Linked DNA regions of Homo sapiens: region 2 is linked to region 1. Evidence: chromatin loops called from intact Hi-C (ENCODE). Cell type or tissue: prostate gland. All regions are shown on one strand. Links, peaks and the distances in the headings refer to the core of each region. The heading gives the core; the rest is flanking DNA. Region 1 holds the start of LOC124903737 (a long non-coding RNA gene). Region 2 has its middle 29 kb from the start of MEAK7.

Region 1 (9,734 bases), core at 953-8,952:
CCCAGAATTACACAAACTGTACTCTTTTGTTTGGTTACCTTCACCTGACCCAACTATTTAGATTTAGCCATGTTGAGTGTTGAGTTCCAGCCTTTTCAGTACTGGGTAGTATTCCTTTGTGGATGTCCCACAGTTTGCTTGTCTCTTTCCTCTTGATAGACATTTTTGTTGTTCCCACTGTTTGAATCTGCTGTTCACATTCATGTACAAGTGTCTGTGTGGACATAGGTTTTCATTTCTTGTGGGTAAAATGTGGTAAGCGTATATTCTATTCTGTAAGAAACTGCAAGGCTTTTTCAAAGCGGCCATGCCGTTTTCTATCTGCACCAGCAGTGTATGAGAATGCTTCTTCTCTGTCCTCACCAACATTTGATATTGTCAGTCTTCTTTTTTTGAGACAGAGTCTCACTCTGTCTCCCAGGCTGGAGTGCAGTGGTGTGATCTTGGCTCACTGAAACCTTCACCTCCCAGGTTTAAGCAGTTCTCCTGCTAGCCTCCCGAGTAGCTGGGATTACAGGCAGACTCCCCCACGCCCAGCTAATTTTTGTATTTTTAGTAGAGATGGAGTTTCACCATGTTGGCCAGTCTCGAACTCCCTAACCTCAAGTGATTTGTCCGCCTCGGCCTCCCAAAGTGCTGGGATTACAGGTGTGAGCCACTGCGTCCGGCTCAGTCGTCTTAATTTTATAGTACATCAATTTAAATGATAATTTTTTGTCCCTAGGAACATGAGTTCCTGTCATTGACAGCAAAGTGAAACTGAGTACAAATAGGTGGTTCTTAGTGAAATGTGCCCAGAAAGACAGTTTGAGCAGAAAGGAGGGACCAAGAAATACAGGATGCATGCCTGCTTCACACTGGAAACCGGTGGTCTTATTTGAGGGTCAAAGATGGGGGGTGGGGAATAAAGTCGATTTTAAAAGGATTGACCGGCTCCGATACCTTCTGATCACATCCAGGGTTTTTTTTTTTTTGGCCTTTTTTCCCCCTTATACACTTAAGATTTTGAAAAGTGGTTTCTCTTTAGCTTGGGAAATGGATCACATGGTAATTGTTAATGATTTTTCTTTAGGTCAAAATAGGTGTTCCTTTAAAGTGTTCTGTGAAGCTTAATTCACTTACGTTGAATAAGTCTTATATTTTAAAATATAAGTTTAAGTGTTATACTTTAAAAATAAGTGTTATTTCTTGATTGTATTTATTTGAAGATTATATTTGAGAATGAAAGATGTACTCCTAGCTGGAACATCTCTGGTGATAATAAAAACATGAGAATAAAAACCATTCAGAGTGATCAAGTTAAGACTGTCAGCCCACTGACGCCTGGGAAGTCACAATGATTGCTATGTAGTTTGGAGAAATTATTCCTTATCCTTAGATAAGCTTTTTATTTGTGTGGGTTTTTTCATCTTCCTCTTCCTGAATTCATTTGTTCAACAAAGCTATTTTGAGCACCTACTCTATGCCAAGTCTACTGCATTAACTTCTGGCTAAACAAAGATGGATCTAACTCGATTCTTGTACTTTAAAGAAATCAGCTTTATGGAGGTATAACGTATGTGCGGTGAATTTCACCCATTTAAAGTGTATATTTCCATGAATTTTAACAGATGTATTCATTTGTGTAATCACCTCCACAATCAAGACACCAGTTCTGTCATTCCCCAGAATGACATTGAGCCCCCTTGCAGCCTCTTCTTTTGTTCGTCCTTGGCCCCAGCAAAGATAGAACTGCTTCTGTTACAGTTTCTTTTTTATTGGTTTCATCTTCCATTTCTTTTTTTCTTAAGGTCAGCACCAAGGTGATTGTAATGAATATGAAAGTTGGTGGAATCTTGAACTTCTACTAGGGCTATCCCAGATAAAGTTGACTGAATTTACTCCCTAATTTATCTGCTGTGTTTCATACAATAGCAATTTTACACAGGAAGTTATTCAATAATGAGGGCTATCTATATTACCTTGCTATTTAGTACTAGTTAAGAGCAAAGCGAGTTAAAATTTAATGGCCATTTTGTAATACAGTTCTAATATAGACACAGGACTGGAAAGTTGGTAAAAGTGGGTTTCTGTTAAGTGAATCATGTTTTCTAATTTGGAGATTCAATCTGAATTCAATCTAAAATTTCTGAAGGAAATTTTAGCTCGGAATCTCCATGAAAGCACTTAATATACAGCCAACCTGTTAAAAACCATACTTTGAGAGGTAAAATGATTACTTTTTGATAGCACTTTAATAGTAGAAATAGAATATACAAACAGGGAAGTAGACACTCAATTGCAGTACTTTGACATTTGAGTTTCAAGGAGAGAGGCTGCCTGTGAGAGTGACTTTGTGATAGTTTGTCTACTTTGTTCGCTTCTCAGGACCTCTTTGCCCCAAGAAAGTAAAGCAAAATTTTGCTATAGCCCTATTAGTGAGGGAACAAAACTTCTCTTCCTCCTTCTTCCTTTGTCTGCTTCTGCCATTTGTAACACTTAGTTCAGCTTGCAGTTGGCTTGCACTGTAATAAAACTGTAAATGTCACCATGCCCTGACCCCTGTGTGTGTTGTGTTCAAAGTTTTACTCTCGTAGTCTCGCATAGTTGAGTGTGGATTGTTGATGCTCAGTGCATATTGTTAAATTGGCGAACTTCCTGGTGTGCATTCACTAGTTGATGATAGTGTCATCTCCAGATGTCCTCAGAACCACCCACACCACCTTCTGAAGTTGAAAGCACACAATGATTGTTCAGTAGATATCAGCTAGCACCCATAACTTACTGGGCTTTGATTCATAAAGCCTAGTAAAGAAATTAAAATTTTTATTTTGATATAAGTACTGACCTTTTTTAAAACTTTATTGAGATATAATTCACATGCTGTGGAGTTTGTGTATTTGAATAAATATGCATTTCAGTGGTTTTTAGTGTATTCACAAAGTTTTGCAGCTAACACCGTAGTCCATTTTAGAACATTTCATCATCCCCAAAAGAAAGCTCATGTTCATTAGCAGTCACCGCCTCCCGCTCCCCCATTCTCCTCTCCTCCCAGCCCTTGGCAACCATGATCTTTCTGTGTCTGGTAATTTGCCTATTCTTGGCATTTCATATGAATGGAAGAAACAATTTATGGCTCTTTGTGTGTGGCTTTAACTTAGTATAATGTTTTCAAAGTCATCCTGTTGTAGCATGCATTAGTCTGATGACATTTTCTTTTTCTTTTTCTCTTTCTTTTCTTTTTTCTTTTTTGAGACGGAGTTTTGCTCTTGTTACCCGGGCTGGAGTGCAAATGGCACGATTTCCGCTCACTGCAACCTCTGCCTGCTGGGTTCAAGCAATTCTCCTGCCTCAGCCTCCTGAGTAGCTGAGATTAGAGGCGCCTGCCACCATGCCCGGCTAATTTTTTTTTGTGTTTTTAGTAGAGACAGGGTTTCACCATGTTGGCAGTCTGTTCTCTGACTCCTGACCTCAGGTGATCCACCCGCCTCGGCCCCCCAGAGTGCTGGGATTACAGGTGTGAGCCACCGTGCCCGGCCTGTCTGACGACATTTTCAAACCCGTGTTTCTTAATCCTTTTTAGATCCAAGAGATCCTTTTGGAGATGGGAAGAATTTTAGAAGTTGTCTGGTCCAACATACCTTCATTTTGTAGATGAGATTAAGGCTTTAATCATGCCAAACAGTCTATTGCTCTTTTCATGTTTCCCCAAATTGAGCTTATTTGGATCAGGAGAAGAGGGAGAATACTTTATACTTCTCAGCTTCTTGTGTATTTGACTGTGACCTGGTTATACCATTTGCCACTGTGAGGCTTAGCTGTGCATCTGTGAATGGGAGATTGTTCTTAGAGATTGGTCATAGTTGTCCACCTGCCTCGGAAACTGCAGGTACAAATGCAGCAGCAAAGTATTTACATTCTTACTTCAGGGCTGATCTCCTATTTCTATCAGTCCTTTTGAAGGCAGAGAATGTTAATTTGGAACAACCTGCATATTTATTCAAATTTCCAGAGAGATGAAACTTTCAGAATGCTGTGCTGCAGCGCCCCCTAGTGCCGTGCTGTACTGATAGTCCCCAGCGTCTCCTGAAGCCGAAAGTGGCGTTTCCCGCAGTTCCGGCGGGAGAGCTGTAGCCAGCAGGTTGTGCAAGTGAACATTAGACATCTTTTCTCCTTCTCGCCTTCCTTGGGCTGAGATGGAGGAATGTGTCTTTATTGCTGAGGGCAAGGTCTTTGTTTTTCCTTTAGCAGGAACACTGGTTTTCCCACTTCGTCTAAACCTTTGCCCAGGGTTTCTCAACTCAGGCCCCCTGAGGGCCGTAGTGGCCTCCACACACCTCCAGAAGGTAAACTGAGCCAGCTTAGCCAACAGGCTATGCTTCAGGGAGGAAGGTGTCTTTTGTTCCCATCCCTGCTGTGGTGTGGGCTTGCCCCCCTTTTCTCGAAGTGTTTCTTGTATATTTTTTTCCACATCCTCTTGAGAAAGGATCAGAAAGTAAAGATGTGAACAGTGAGAGTTTTGAAAGCCCGGGATGGAGGCCGGATGGGATATGAGGGGAAGTGGTGGAGGGGAATAAATAGCTTCTCTAGTTCACAGTCTTACTTCCCCTAAAAAGGGGAAGAAATGCCTGAAGCCCTTGTACTTTGCTCCCCCGAATCGCAGGCATTTCTGTGCCGTCCCGCCCCTGGGCATTTCCTATGCAACCACAGGACGCGGGAAAGGAGCGTTTGTTACTGCTTTCTGATACCTCCTTTTGACCCCAGTGTTCTGACTCTGGCAGAGTTGCTGAAACCTTAGGGGGCTTCCCAGTCTTTCCTGATGGTATTTGGTGTAGCTGTGGGAAGGGCAGAGTTAGCCGCAGCAGTGTCACAGTTTCTGTGGTGTGGCATGGCTGACAGGGCCTCCAGGTACCTGCTTTTATTTTAATGACAGCCACCAATATGTCCTAAGCTCTGCACTTTCTTTGAAATTACAAGAAACGATGAACTTACTCGTGCTTTTTAGTCTCCCGTGTGAACTGAATTGTTCTGTATTTTATCTTGCTCTGTTATGGGCAAAACTAATTCATGTCATCAGTGGCATTTCCCTCTTCACTAGGTTGTAAATCCTGTGAAGTCAGACACAGCGTTATTTTCATCTTTATTTTACCCAAACACCTACAATTTTCCCCCCTCATGTGACAGCCTTTGAAATAAGTTAATCTTCCAGAGGAGAGAAAACACTAAACAGTCAAACATAAGGAGAGGGTAAAGGTTTTCCTCATAACCTCACAATTTTCAGTGTTAGCTTTAAAAAAACAAACAAACAAACAAACAAACAAACAAAAACTCTTTATTTGCAAATAGTTTGAAACTTGAAAAGTTGCGGAAAGAAAAATAGTACAAAGAATCCCCAGATGGTCCTTTACCCAGATCCACCTGTTGTTAAGATTAAATCCATTTGCTTAATCATTTGTGTGTGCTGGAATTCTCTGTCTGCAAATACACACTCATACGGATACACATACAGACACACAGACATGGGCTAACAAATGCAAATATACAGACATACAATATTTTTCCAAACCCTTTGAGATTTCAGGGAAGATTACATACACTGTAGCCACTTAATCCTAAATTCTTGAATGTGTATTTCCTAAGAATAGGCATATTCTCTTAAATAACCACAGTAATACGTTACCACTTTCACAAATTTACATTGATGCAGTACTTTTTTCTAACCTGTCCATATTCTAATTTTGGGAGTTGACCATATAATGTCCTTTCTAGAATTTTCCCTTCCAGCACAGGATCCAGTCTAGGGTCAGGAAATGTATTTAGTTATCATGTCTCTAGCTTTTTGTAGTCTGGAAGTTTCCCACAGCCTTTCAGGATATTGACTTTTTTGAACAGCAGTTTCTCCTCCCCTCTTTTGATAACATTCCTCATTTTACCAAACACCTAAAATAACATTTGATTGGAAGTTAGGAAGGCTTTTGGAGAAGGAGATGGTGAAACCAGAACATTTTAATAGCAGTTGGCTGTCCTGAATTTCTGTGATAAACTTTTTGGTGTCACAAACATGCCTTGCTTCAACATTTAGTCAGATATCATTTTAGTTAAATAATTGTCACTCACTGGTATTTGCTATAAATATATTGAATAAATTGAATAAATAATTGAAATATATTGAATAAATATTTGGCCTTTTTTACTTTTTTTTTTTCTCGCTGTTGCCCAGGCTGGAGTTCAGTGGTGCGATCTCGGCTCACTGCAACCTCTGCCTCCCCGGTTCAAGCGATTCCCCTGCCTCAGCCTCCCGGGTAGCTGGGACTACAAGCATGTGCCACCACGCCCGGCTAATTTTTGTATTTTTAATAGAGACGGGGTTTAGCCAGGATGGTCTCAATCTCCTGACCTCGTGATCCGCCTGCCTCGGCCTCCCAAAGTGCTGGGATTACAGGCGTGAGCCACCGTGTCCGGCCTCCTTTTGTAGTTTTATCAAAATTATAATTTATGTCCGTCCACTCACTGGTATTTGCTACTGAATAAGTATTTGGCCATTTTCCCTTTTTGTAGTTTTATCAGCATATGCAAAAATTACCTTTTTTCCTCCCAATAAAGTTGTCATATTCTGTTTTATAAGCAGCACCTCTTCTTTTTTCTTTTTTTTGAGACGGAGTCTTCCTCTGTCATTCAGGCTGGAGTGTAGTGGCACCATCTTGGCTCACTGCAGCCTCCGCCTTCCAGGTTCACGTAATTCTTCTGCATCAGCCTCCCAAGTAGCTGGGATTACAGGCACCCACCACCATGCCTGGCTAATTTTTGTATTTTTAGTGGAGGTGGATTTCACCATTTTGGCTGGGCTGGTCTTGAACTCCTGAAGTCAAGTGATCTGCTCGCCTCGGCTTCTGGAAGTGACGAGATTACAAGCGTGAGCCACCGTGTCTGGCCAAGCAACACTTTGTCTTTTGGAATAGTGTTGATAATAAATGCTTCTTCATTGTAGTGCTTTGAATGATGCATATGATTTTGTTAAATACAAAAATGATGTCTTAACCTTCACATTTGTATGGATTATTTTATCACATCATTCATAATCCATGTTTGAATGGTTACCATGCCAGCTTACTTTGCCAAGAAAGAAATATTTATCGTTTTTCAAAATGTGCATTGCAATTCTAAGAAATTCCGTTTTATTCTTAGGATTCCCCTAGCTTGTGATATCGATGACTTGTCTTTTACTGACATTTGATAGTTAACTCCCCAAATAGAGGATTCCTTTATATGTGGTTATTGGGTTGTATCAGAATTCCTGCTTGAGTATAAGTTATATTTGTATTGACACATAGGAAAAAGATACATGTAGTTTATCTGCCATGAGCATATGGGGAATACTCATTGTATGGGAGATGGAAATTCTAATCAAGTTCCCCGGGAGGCTGAGCGCCTTGCAGAGATGCTCTTAAACCCTTGGCACTGACTTCTTAGCCCGTTCCTTTATTTCAGTTATAAAATCGAAAGGACCGGTTTTAAATATTGCTGAAGTGTAACTGCTCACTTTTAAAAGCTCATGCATTTAAGGATTAAAATGTGATTCACGTGTATTTTGATGGAGTTGTTTTTTGAGCTATGTGAGCCAGTGTTAAGGAAATTAAGTTGGAGTTCAAAACAGCCGTGGCTAGTGATTTGTCAAGTGTTAAATGATAGTTCAGTGTTGCATAGCTGGTAATCAGCAGTTACTTATGGTGTATTTTTTTGCGTGACATGTTTTCATCAAGTCCTAAGCTGTTGTCAATGAGCTCTTGAAACTAACATGCTTATGAAATTATGTCTGTGCAAAATGGGTGTATTTGAAGAGTTGTAAGGTGATTTCTGTTGTGTTTACTTTTTATGATTAATGTTTTGAATAAAGTATGTAGTCCCCTCCCAAGAAAACCCTCCAAAAAACGTGCTAGGAAATCCCCTCCACTCCTGTCTGCGTCCACTCAGCGTCCACTCAGTGCTACTGTCCCAAAGGTGAAGGGCCACATTTTTTCTTGTTGATCTTTCCAGTGTCTCTTTATGCAGACACAAATATCTATATTATTAACAAACACAAATATGTTATTATATAGCAACACAGATACTCTATTTTCCTACCTTTTTTACACCGAGAGTGCTTTCTTCTTTTAATAGTATTTTGAAGATCTCTCGCTGTCTGTACCTAAAGTTCTTCCTCATTTTCCCCTAGTTAATTCTGTAATTTGATTGAAGGTACATATCTGTGGAGAAATTATTGACATGAAGTTATAATAAAAACACGCTTAAAATCTATAACATTTTCTCAGATACTTTAAAAATAATTAAGTAAAACTAATAAATTTGAAAATAATAGGAGAAAAAAAACTCAGTGAACCGTTTCTGAGCGTTCCAGCTCATGACTTGAGGGTGTTTGCCGCTGACTCATGCTGAAGCCACTTGGTGTCTGCGTTTGAAACAGGAAGTGTGTGTTAGTGGCTTGGAATCTTGTTTTCTCCTCCTCTCCTCCTCTGCTGCCAAGATTTTTATCAAATCATTTGGATTTGTAGTGTTCTTACTGGATTGACCAGCTCTAAAAACTTTAGGCTGTATATGAACTGAAATAAGAAAGTGTGCTTAGAAGTATGATTTAAATAAACATTTTTATTTTCCATTGTCTAGGAAGAAAACCTTCCTAAAGAAAATACCTGATAATCCTGCAGAACATTCTGATTTCTTATCCTTAGGTATCTTCCCCACATTCTGAAGTAAAAGGCCTTTCTTGTTAGTCATAAGATAAAATGGATAACTTTTAATATATAGCATTTCTACCTTTTTTTTTTTTTTTTTTTTTTGACACGGAATCTCTCTCTGTCAGCAGGCTGGAGTGCAGTGGCTCATTCTCGGCTTGCTGCAACCTCCACCTCCCGGGTTCAAGCGATTCTCCTGCATCAGCCTCCTGAGTAGCTGGGACTACAGGTGCATGCCACCATGCCCGGCTAATTTTTTGTATTTTTAGTAGAGACGGGGTTTCACCGTGTTAGCCAGGATGGTCTCGATCTTCTGACCTCATGATCCGCCCACCTCGGCCTCCCAGAGTGCTGGGATTACAGGTGTGAGCCACCGCTCCCGGCCTCTACTTTTTTTTTTTTTTTAACTGCTCGTTGCAGAGCAGGGCTACGCCATAGGCAATGTGCACAGAGTAGCCACGTTTCTACTATTGATATTAAACAAAACAGCATGATTTTAGTTTATTTATTCTTAATATTTGCATTAAACTTCACAGCTGCCGTGTGTTTCTTGTATTTTACTTCTTTATCATTCTTGTATTTCTCGAATTCATTTTCTGGAATTCTTAAGCAGTTTCCTTTCCTCCCCCCAAGAAAAAGGTGTATGTGACAGAAAGTGTTCTTTCTCTTTTGCACTTGAAAAGTAGTTTATAGAATTCTATGAAAAAATACTCTGGCATTCTAGGAACAAAATCCTTTTTTCTCGAAACTTTCAAAATGTTGCCCCATTGCCTTCCATAGCCTTGTTGATTTTGCTATTAAGACGTTCTGTTGAGTTTTTTAATTTAGTGATTTAAAATTAGTAATTAATTTCCGCGAACACTTTCATGATCTCTGATAGCTCTTTTTTTTTTGTGATAGTCTGTGCTAATTTTTTCTGCTTCCTTTTAGCCTATAGAATTTTCCCTTCCATTGCTTTGAGGGTTTCTTAGTGAAATTCATATCATCTTTTCCCAGTGTTGGTGATGAGAAGAAGGTGTAACCTTC
Region 2 (9,734 bases), core at 1-8,000, 190 kb before region 1:
CAGCTGAGACCTAGGAGATGGAGAGGAAAAGATGGATGAGGGGAGAGAATGGACATCAGTCCAGGCTATAGGGAGGCCTGGGGAAGGAGAAAGAGCCATGTGGAGAGTCTAAAGGAAGCAGGTGTTCGTTGGAGAAGAGCAAGCCAGGACAGATGTGGGCAAGACCAGCTCAGGAGGGGCCTGTAGGACCGCGTTCTCAGAGCAATGGGAGGGGCTCACAGGTTTCAGCAGTAAGTGTCATGCTGAGCTATGCATTGTAGGAACGTCACTTTGGCTGCTGTATGGGAATAGATGGAAAGAGTGGAACCCAGTGAGGAGGTGTAGGATGGCAGGGGCTTTGACTAGAGGGCTGGAAGTGGAAGGGAGCTGGACTCGGTGCCATCAAGATGCCTCCTGGGTTTCTGGAATGTACATCTGGGAATGTAGCGGGGTCCTTCATTGAGACAGTGACAGGAACGGGTTGTTGTTTTGCAGCTCCCTGTCTACTCAGTTGTTTCTCCACCAGAGTCATCAGATGCAGCCAAAGCTGCATCAAGTAGCATCTTCAAAGCCTCTGCACTGTATGTAAACCATCAAAATGTGGAGACAGTTGCTATGCTTGAGCAGAGTGCTGGTGATTTGGGACTGATCCACCACTACATTACAGAGGGCCTGGAGGTCTTGTTATTTGCAAAGCAGAACTCCAGCTTGAACTCTTGACACTTTTAACAGAACCACTGTATCTTTAGCTCTTGGCATCTGAGTTTCCTTTCCCAAAACTTCTTTCCTGATCAGCAGGGTTATTACAAGTGGCGGTGACGTGCAGTACCTTGATGATGTTTGCCATAAGCCTGTGGGAAAGGGCCTATTATTTGCTCTACTTTGCAGTGACAGAAACCAAGGCTCAGAGATGATAATGTCTGGCCCAAGACCATGTGTCTAGTAAGTAGCAGATCTGGGATTCCAGGACATGCCAACTACTTCCTGTGTGCCCTTCCCCACCCATTCTCGATCTTTCTCTTCTCTGCTCTCCAGCCCGGAAAGCTGATCTCTAGGATCTCGTCCCTTAGGCTCCCTTGGATTTGGCCAGTGGGAGGCACTAGCAGGAGCTCAGAGGCTGGCAGGAGACAGAGGCCAGGGCACCCGTCACCCTCCCCTCAGCGCCACTCACACTGGGTTTGCTTTCAGCAGTGGCTCCATTCTTCTGCTATGGTCTTGGCTCCTGTCTGTAAACCTCATCCCATGCTGCGTCGCTGGCTCGCAAACTCCCTGACACCATTCTCTCCTCTCACACCTGCTGCAGCTTGCTGGGTGCTCTGGCATCCTGTTCTGGTCCCTCTGACCTGCCCATCCTCTCTGAAGAGACTCTTCAATCCTCTGGGTGTGTCACCCTTCCCTGATGGCATACGCCCATCAGACGGTCATCAGCCACTGAGAAACCTTGAGCCACACAAGAGAAAGAGTACGGGCTTTGGAGCCAGACAGTCCTGGGTTTCCTCATTGAGCCTCGGTTTCCTCATCTATGCAATGGGCACAGTAAGAGTTGCCTACCTTCTTGTCTTTCAAAGTGTGGTCACAGACCAGGAGCATTAGCATCACCCTCCAGCTTGACAGAAATGCAGGTGGGGCTGAGTGGCATGGCTCACACTTGTAGTCCCAGCACTTAGTTAGAGAGGCTGAGGCAGGACAAGTGCTTGAGCCCGGGAGTTTGAGACCAGCCTGGGCAACATAATGAGACCCTGTCTCTATAAAACATTTAAAAATTAGCCAGGCAGGGAGAAAAAAAAAGGAAATCCTGACTCTCAGCCCCCAACCTGGGACCTGCTAAATCAGAGTCTACATTTTAATGAAATCTCTAAGGAATTCATGTGTACATTAATTTTTGAAAAGGCCAACCCCACCTGAAAAGACTTCCGATTTGGATTAAATAAAATTTAAAGTTCCTGGTACATTTTGATTTTGATAAAGGTTAATTTTCTTTCCCCACCCTTCCTTTCTGCCCCCACCATAATGTAGAAACTATTTTTTTTGAGACAGGGTCTTACTCTGTCGCCCAGGCTGGAGTACAGTGGCACGATCATAGCTCACCACAGCCTCAACCTCCTGGGCTCAAGCGATCCTCCCACCTGAGGCTCCTGAGTAGTTGGGACCACAGGCGCATGCCACCATACCCAGCTAATTTTCCTATTTTCTGTAGAGACGGGATCTCGCTATGTTGCCCAGGCTGGACTTTAACTCCTGGTCTCAAGCGATCCTCCCACTTCAGCCTCCCAAAGTGCTGGGATTACAGGTGTGAGCCACACCCAGCTGGAAGGTAGAAACTTTACCCTCCTCCTGATGTGCCCTCCTAATAAACCCTGAGGAGCCGGTAGCTGCCTGAGTGCCTGCACTTGACATGCATGATTGCATTTCATCTCACAGTGCCCCTCAAAGTAGAAATGATGGGCACCATGCGACAGATGAGGAAACAGATGCTCAGAGATCTTGCCCAAGATATCTGTGGCCAATACACAAGTCAGATGCATGGCTTGTCCCAGTTCACTGTGGTGGAGGCAGGTCTGGAAACCAAGTCTGTCTGACAGCACAGCCCTTGTTCTCACCAGTACGTTCTGCTCCCTTTGTCATGAAGCCTGCTGCAGTTTGGGATCGGAGTTGGTTCACTGCGTTTCTAAGCATCATGCCTGCTCATGCACTCATTCATTTGCTCATCCATTCACTCCTTCCAAAGGCTGAGAGACGTGGTATCCTTCCCAGGTGAACAAGTCCCCGGCGCCACCCACACCTCCGCCCCCAGGTCAGTCTTGACACTCCAGATGAACGCACCCTCCAAGCAGACAAGCCAGAACCTGAACAAAGGAACCCAAAAATGTTACCAACTTGCAAACTGATTGCAACTTGAAAATGTATTGCAGCTTGACATTTATTGAAAATGACTGCAATCTTGGCTGCTGGGTTTGCATTTTTGGCAAAATGTCCCTTTAGTCCCCTCTGCTTGCTGAAATCCCTCCATTCTGATTCTCTCATTCACAAGCTCAGCCAGGGCACTCACTGGGAGGGTGAATGTTAACACAAGCAGTGACCTTTCCAGAAAAGAATGACCATTCGCCTCCGCATTCCCGAGAGGAATTCCCCAGGAGCAGCCGAGGAACTTGGTACCATTTCTAAAAGCACATTCTTGGCTGCTTAACATCTCATGTCCATATTTGGGAGTTCTTGTGTCTTGTTGCATTCATGTGCGGTTCCCTTTCAGGGCAAGGCCTCAGCTCCAGGCTATCTGGGTCGTTTCCTGCCTGCGGCCCAGTAGGAAGAGAGTTAGTGGTGGCTTCTGACAATCTCCATAGGAGGGATGTTAGAGCCAAGGCCAGGGCAGGAAGGAAGCTGCCAGCTAAGCGGCTACTGGAAACTCCCGCTGAGGATGCGGCACCAGGAACACAACCTTATGACTGTCAGAACATCATAGCTGCACATTCATTTGGCAAAATTTAGAAGCGTGTTTATTTTTTTTCCTTATGAAAGTAACATAACCACCTTCCAGAAGAGAGAAGCAAGAAACCTCACACAGATTATGCTGGGAGTCCCGAAGACCACCCTCACATTCATAGATTTGCTAAAAGAATTCATATGGGCTTCGGCATATTCAGGTAGCTGTATGTGTGGCTAAGATTTATTTACAACAGTGCAGTAAGGATACACAATCAGCTCAAAAGGCGAAACCGTAGAGTTGGAGTCTGCAGGAGTCCATTATGAGGCTCTCTCACGCCCTCCCCTCCCCAAGAAGGGTTGCACAGAGCACATTCCGTCCCCATCAACAAAAATGCAGCTGTGTGTCTGCAAGGCTTCTGTCCAAGGAAGCCCATCAGAGACTCAGCACCCCAGAGTTTTTCTAAGGGCTGGTCAGTTGGCACCTTCTTCTTAGCAGGTACCAAATTCCCAGCTCCCGAAGGGAAGCACGTGTTTAGCACGAACCACATTGTTTGTGGTCTAAGCACAGTGAACCACTTTTATCATTTAGGAAACAGCTCAAGTGCCAAGTTCCCAGACACCAGCCAAGAGTCAACCTAGCAAGCAGGTCTTCCGAAAGATAGCAGTCTCAAGCCTGCTATACTAACTTCTGTCTGCACAACCACATATATGCAGCTGGAATACGGCCACCCCTAGCAGTTCTGTGAATCGCCCTCCTTTCTTTCCTTTTTTTAACCTGTGACTATTTATACATCTTAATTATAATCTTGTCACATGAAGTGAAGCAACACAGAATTATACAATTTTATATTTTTTTTCACTTGATATCATAATTTTTTTTTTGAGACAGAGTCTCACTCTGTTGCCCAGGCTGTAGTGCAGTGGTGTAATCTTGGCTGACTACAACCTCTGCCTCCCAGGTTCAAGTGATCCTCCTGCCTCCACCTCCCAAGTAGCTGGGACTACAGGTGCGTGCCACCACGCCTGGCTAATTTTTTTTTATTTTTAGTAGAGATGTGGTTTTGCCATGTTGGCCAGGCTGGTCTCCAACTGACCTCAAGTGAACTGCCCACCTCAGCCTCCCAAAGAGCTGGGATTACAGATGTGAGCCACTGCACCCAGCCTCATAACATAACTTTTAGTGGCTGAAATCATGCACGCATCCCACCAGTATTTACTAAATGAGTGATGTTCTCTTCAGTAGATGTTCTGTGATTTATTACAGTGCATGGTTGTCTCTTTGATGTTCACTCTTTATGCACCTATTGTGCAAGCCTGAAAAACTAGGTGAGCTCTGGTCACTAAAGAGCCAGGGGAAACAGCATTATTTCAGGTATGATTAACAAACAAGCCTGATGTGAGCCCCAGCCAGGACTCTAGAATGGATTATTCAATGGAGGACCTGGAAAGCGGGAAACACTTGGAAAAGAAATCATTCATGTTCATGACGAAGTCACATGAATTAATAATAATATTAGTAATTTCCATCACTACATGCCAGGCAACTTTATCGAATGATTTCCAGATCATTAAAGATCAAATTATCTCCCTATGCCTCATAGCCATCTTGGGGGGATAAAGAAATATTATTATTCTCATTTTCCAGCTGAGGAAAAGGGAAGCTCAGACAGGTTAAGTGACTTTCCCAAGGCTACAGAGCCCATAAGTGGAGATGCTGTGACTCAGATCTAGACCCATTCACAACCTAAGCCTGATCTCCATGACACTAAGAGCACCATGCCAACCTATTTCCAACAGGCTACAAAAGGCTGTCAACCAGGAAAAGGCAACAGACACAGTGAACCTGGATGTCAGATGGCTGGCAAGGTCTCTCATTATTTCCTTGACATTTAATCCAGTTAGGTGGGTTCCAAATTGTTGCAAGACAGCCCTGAATGGGAACCTACTGATTCATGGGCAGGACTGATGGCCACCCAAGGGGGTGACATGTCACAGGGCTATGGGCTCAGCATGTCCTGGCCAACAGTCTAATGAGCGATCTGGAAAGAGGCAGAGAGGCAGGCTATCTCTGATACGCCCATGCCCCATCAGCCCTCAGCATGGTGCCTAGATGCAATGTGCTCCTGACCTGGGCAGACACAGCCAGCTAAGAGAGCCCCCTGTATGGTCACCGCTGACTGATCCCCTTCCACTCGGAGCCCCAGCAACTCGGATGCTGCACACAGAACGGTTTTATCCAATCCAAAATCATCTTCTTCTTTCTCCTTCTCCCCCTCCTCGCCCTCCTTTTCCCCCCATTCCTCCTCCTCCTCTCCCCATTCCTCCTCCTTCTCCCACTCCTCCCCTCCTGCTCCTATTCCTTCTCCCCTTACTCCTCTTCCTTCTCCCACTCCTCCTCCCTCCCCTTCTTCCTCCTTCTCCCCCAACTTCTCTTCCTTCTCTCACTCCTCCCCCCTCCCCCTACTCCCTCCTCCTTCTCCCACTCCTCCCCCTCCCCCTCTTTCCCCTCCTCTTCCTCCTTCTCCTTCTTCTTCTCCTTCTTCTTTTCTTTTCTTCTTCTTTCTAACCTAAGAGTTTATAAAGAATTGGAGGGCGGTATTTGAAACCACCATGGAGAATGAGTACGGTATTCAGTTAATTCCAGTTAATTAAACATAATATAGCCAAAGCTGCAAGTGTTTGGACACATTAGCAAGAAATGTCAGGGTCCTGCCTGGCCCCTCTCACTGCATTGCTGATACATTTGGTGAAGAGAAAGGCCTATGTCTCTTTGTCCTGATCTGATCTGGACTCCTCCTCATCATCCCGCCTGTGTTAGTGCCTTTTGGATTCTTGGACTGTACCATCTGCCCTACGAACAGCCCTCCCTGGGCCTTGGGCCCCGTCTGCTCTTGGGCCAGTAGCATGGAGTTTAAAGGCGTTTGCTCCCATCCCCCCAAAGGCTCTCTGTTGACCACCTGCCCCAGGAATGCCTTTTCTTTCATGTTGTTTAGTCATGCCGAACTTTCTCTGTCCTCTGAAGTTTTACTGCCTATAGCTGCCCCTTTGATGTAATTCTAGGCAAGATTTCTAAATGCTGATATAGGAGTTAAGAAGAAATTAGGCAGATAGTAACGGTATGGGAGTTCGCAGTAAGGCTTTTCTTTTAAACGAAAAGCAGCCCCAAATTATTTTCTTTTCTAACAAAGAGCAGCCTGTAAAATCGAGTTACAGACATAGATACTGGCAGTTGTGCCAATCATCTTAAAGATGGAGGCTCCATCTTCCTTTGTCTTTGTCAGCCACCTGTGCAAAGGAGCAGGCAAGATGGCACAATCAACTGGGAAGTCCATTTGTATAATAAGTTTAGGGTGGGGCAACCAGACTTCCCTGTACACTACGTAAACGTCATACATGATCGAACCAATCTGTAAGCCCTACGTAAATCAGACACCCCCTTCTCCAGCCTGCCTATAAAATCTGATGCGGTCCGCCACCTCCCCCTTTTTTTCCGACGTTCTCTCTCAAGGAGCTGCTCTCCTCTCTTCTTCCTTCTATTAAACTTTCCACTCCTTAACTCACCCACATATGTCCGTGTCCTGAATTCTTTCTCCGCAGGAGACAAACAACCCCAGGGTGTATACCCCAGACAACATAGCCATTTCAATGCCTTTCCTTCACACGGGAAGGCCACCTTTCCAAACAGGACAGTCTTGCTCAAGGTTCTTTTGGTTGCAGCCGACATAAACCCACGGCGGCCTCCACGGGCACGCAAGCTACCAGCCGCACAGGCTCGCATTCAGAATGGCTTCATGCTTTGTTTCGGGTTCTGCTGCTGCCATATTGAAATTCTTAACACATTTTGAACAAAAGGCCCCACCATTTCCTTTTGCATTAAGCCTCTAAGTTCTGTAGTTGGCCCTGCATAAAGCCATTCTGGTAACTTGGATTACCAAGGGGAGATTTACGAGAAGGACAAGGGGTGTCTCTCAGAACCCAAAGGTGAGAACTGGAAGCAGGGCCTGGAAAACCAGAGTCCAGGAGGCCGGTACTCGCTCACAGTCTCTCTCTCCCTCTGTCTCTACTTGTGCTTCATTTGTCTTATTCTGTTTTTTTTTTTTTTTTTTTTTTTTTTTTTTAGATGATGTCTTGCTCTGTCGCCCAGGCTGCAATGCAGTAGCGTGATCTCGGCTCACTGCAACCTCCGCCTCCCAGGTTCAAGCGATTCTCCTGCCTCAGCATCCCGAGTAGCTGGGACTACAGGCACACACCACCATGCTCGATCAATTTTTGTATTTTTAGTAGAGATGGGGTTTCACCATGTTGGCCAGGCTGATCTCGAACTCCTGACCTCAGGTGATCCGCCCACCTCGGCCTCCCAAAGTGCTGGGATTACAGGTGTGAGCCACCGTGCCTGGCCCATTTCTGTCTTATTTTCTCTCTGAGAGAGACAACACGGCTGCTGGCCCCACCCAAGACTCCATCTCCTTTGTCCCAGATATCAGACCCAATGGCAATTTCATGAGACAGAGACTCTGATTAGCCCAGCTTGGGTCAGGTGTCCAGCCCTGGTCCAATCAGCTCCACCCCACGGGGCAGGGTCCCATAGTGCCAACAGGGCGCCCATATGGAAGCAGGAAACAGTCAGCAGTTTGCAAAAAACAGATTCGCCTTGAAGTTTCCAGGAAACACATTTAGCCAGGCCCCACCCCACCCGCTGCAGCAGCCCCAGACTCACTGCCCAGCCATCTCATGCTGACTATCCTATGGGCGCCCCTTCTAGAAATGCCCTCAAAATGTGTTTGGTGATTGATTAATTGACCATTGGCCTCAAGCCCATTTCTAGCTGAGCTATTGACTTTTGTGCTGGGGGTTTAGAGAAAATCCTATCCTCTATTGTCATTTTCTTTCTCCTGTTTAAAAACAAAGCAAAGCAAACAAACAAAACTCCTTCACAAGGAGGCTGGGAGGGCGCACAATATAGACAGCTGTGAAAAAGGCTGGTGTGGGGAGAAGCTTCTCTCTCTCTCTCCATGCACACAATGTATATTATCTAAGGCTGTGTCAGCAAGCTATATATCTTTGACCCTTCAAAGTCTGGCTCTTTGTAACTCATTGCAAAGAATTCTCTTGGGGGCACTCAGTTCTGTGAGGGACAGATAGCCGCCTCTCCCAAGGAAGCGGATTCGACTCTGGGAGATAAATCTTCTTCGCTTCCTTCCTCTCTGAGACGATTATGAAGAAAGTGCTCCCATAGTCCTGGCAGGAACAAAGGCCCTGTGTCCAGAGAGGCTCCCCCACCCGACCTCTCATGCATTATGAATGGGGCCTCAAGATCATTTCACAAGCTTTTCACGCTCCGAAATGGCCACTCCCCAGCCTTAGGCTGCCCAGCTGTCGGAGACCCCTTGGCCCCTTCAGGGCTATGTCCCCCATGGCTCCTTCACGCCAGCCCCAGGGGACTGACAACCTCTCAGCCATAAATGTCAGCCAGGCCTTCTGCCGATGCCACCGGGGGATGCGGAGGGTAATCGGGACATGCTCTGTTGTCCCATCAGTAAAATTATTAGGAATTTCAAAGAATTAAATCCCAAGCACAGGCCCTTCTGAGTGCAGGGCCCTTGGCTGCTGCCCTGGGAGATAATTACCCACGAGACTGGCCCTGACTGTAGCTATAATTTCAACTTATCCATCACCCTGATTCTTTGACTCAGGAAAGTTATTCATTAAATAAATATTTTTCTAAGAATTTCAGAGCATCCACTAAAGCAGACCATAGATCTGCACCATAACCCAGCATTTTCACTGTGTATACACCCAGAAGGGGGATGTGTGTGGATAAGGAGTTGAACTAGAATGTTCTTTGCAACACTGTTCACAATAGCCCCACATTGGAAACCACCCAAATGCCCATCAATAGTAGAATGGCTAAATAAATGTGGTCTGTCCAAGTGATGGAAAACCACACAGAAAGAAGAATGGCTTCAAACTACACACAATATGGCCGACTCTCACAAACAATACGGAATGAAAGAAGCCAGACACAACAGCGTACACAGCATATGGTTCTGTGCTGTTGGAAGTTCGAGTCACGCTTACTGTTGAGGGTGACTCAATAGGGGGCATGAAGTGGGGCTTGGGGGCTGACACTAGTGTGTTATTGACCTGAATGCCATTGCATGGTTGTGCTTAGTGTGTGAGTGTTCTTGGAGCTGTACACTTCAGACGTGTGCACTTCTCTGTATATACTGTATCTCAATAAAAAATAAAAGTTGCTTCTCAGAATGGGGGCTTAAAAAATAAAAATAAGGCCGGGCGTGGTGGCTCATATCTGTAATCCCAGCACTTTGGGA

What was found. Peaks named below come from ENCODE experiments on the same cell type or tissue, not always from the same donor. Only the 100,000 strongest peaks of a DNase experiment are listed, where the experiment ranks them.
Region 2: it touches region 1 in a loop (3-fold over the local background); 4 of 110 quality-filtered maps call a loop at or near these places.

What each region holds. Positions count from the first base shown.
Region 1 is chr16:84,722,186-84,731,919 of GRCh38, forward strand. All of the region lies in intron 1 of USP10 (ubiquitin specific peptidase 10), which reads left to right. It overlaps LOC124903737 (a long non-coding RNA gene), which reads right to left and starts at 8,384. Exons shown (of 3, transcript XR_007065154.1): 1 at 8,357-8,384; 2 at 8,101-8,222; 3 at 5,296-6,869. RefSeq lists enhancers at 3,878-4,172, 4,297-4,346, 4,572-5,072. In prostate gland, for the core only: a CTCF peak has its summit at 4,049 (motif pointing left); DNase peaks (open chromatin) are centred at 4,056 and 8,416; H3K4me3 peaks cover 972 bases; H3K27ac peaks cover 2,305 bases.
Region 2 is chr16:84,529,287-84,539,020 of GRCh38, forward strand. No RefSeq gene overlaps it. Among named protein-coding and RNA genes, the nearest start is that of MEAK7, 29 kb to the left of the region's middle. RefSeq lists silencers at 2,141-2,354, 2,637-2,931 and enhancers at 2,468-3,145, 3,146-3,824, 3,825-4,501. In prostate gland, for the core only: no CTCF peak of the experiment used is centred there; DNase peaks (open chromatin) are centred at 2,780 and 3,235; H3K27ac peaks cover 2,042 bases.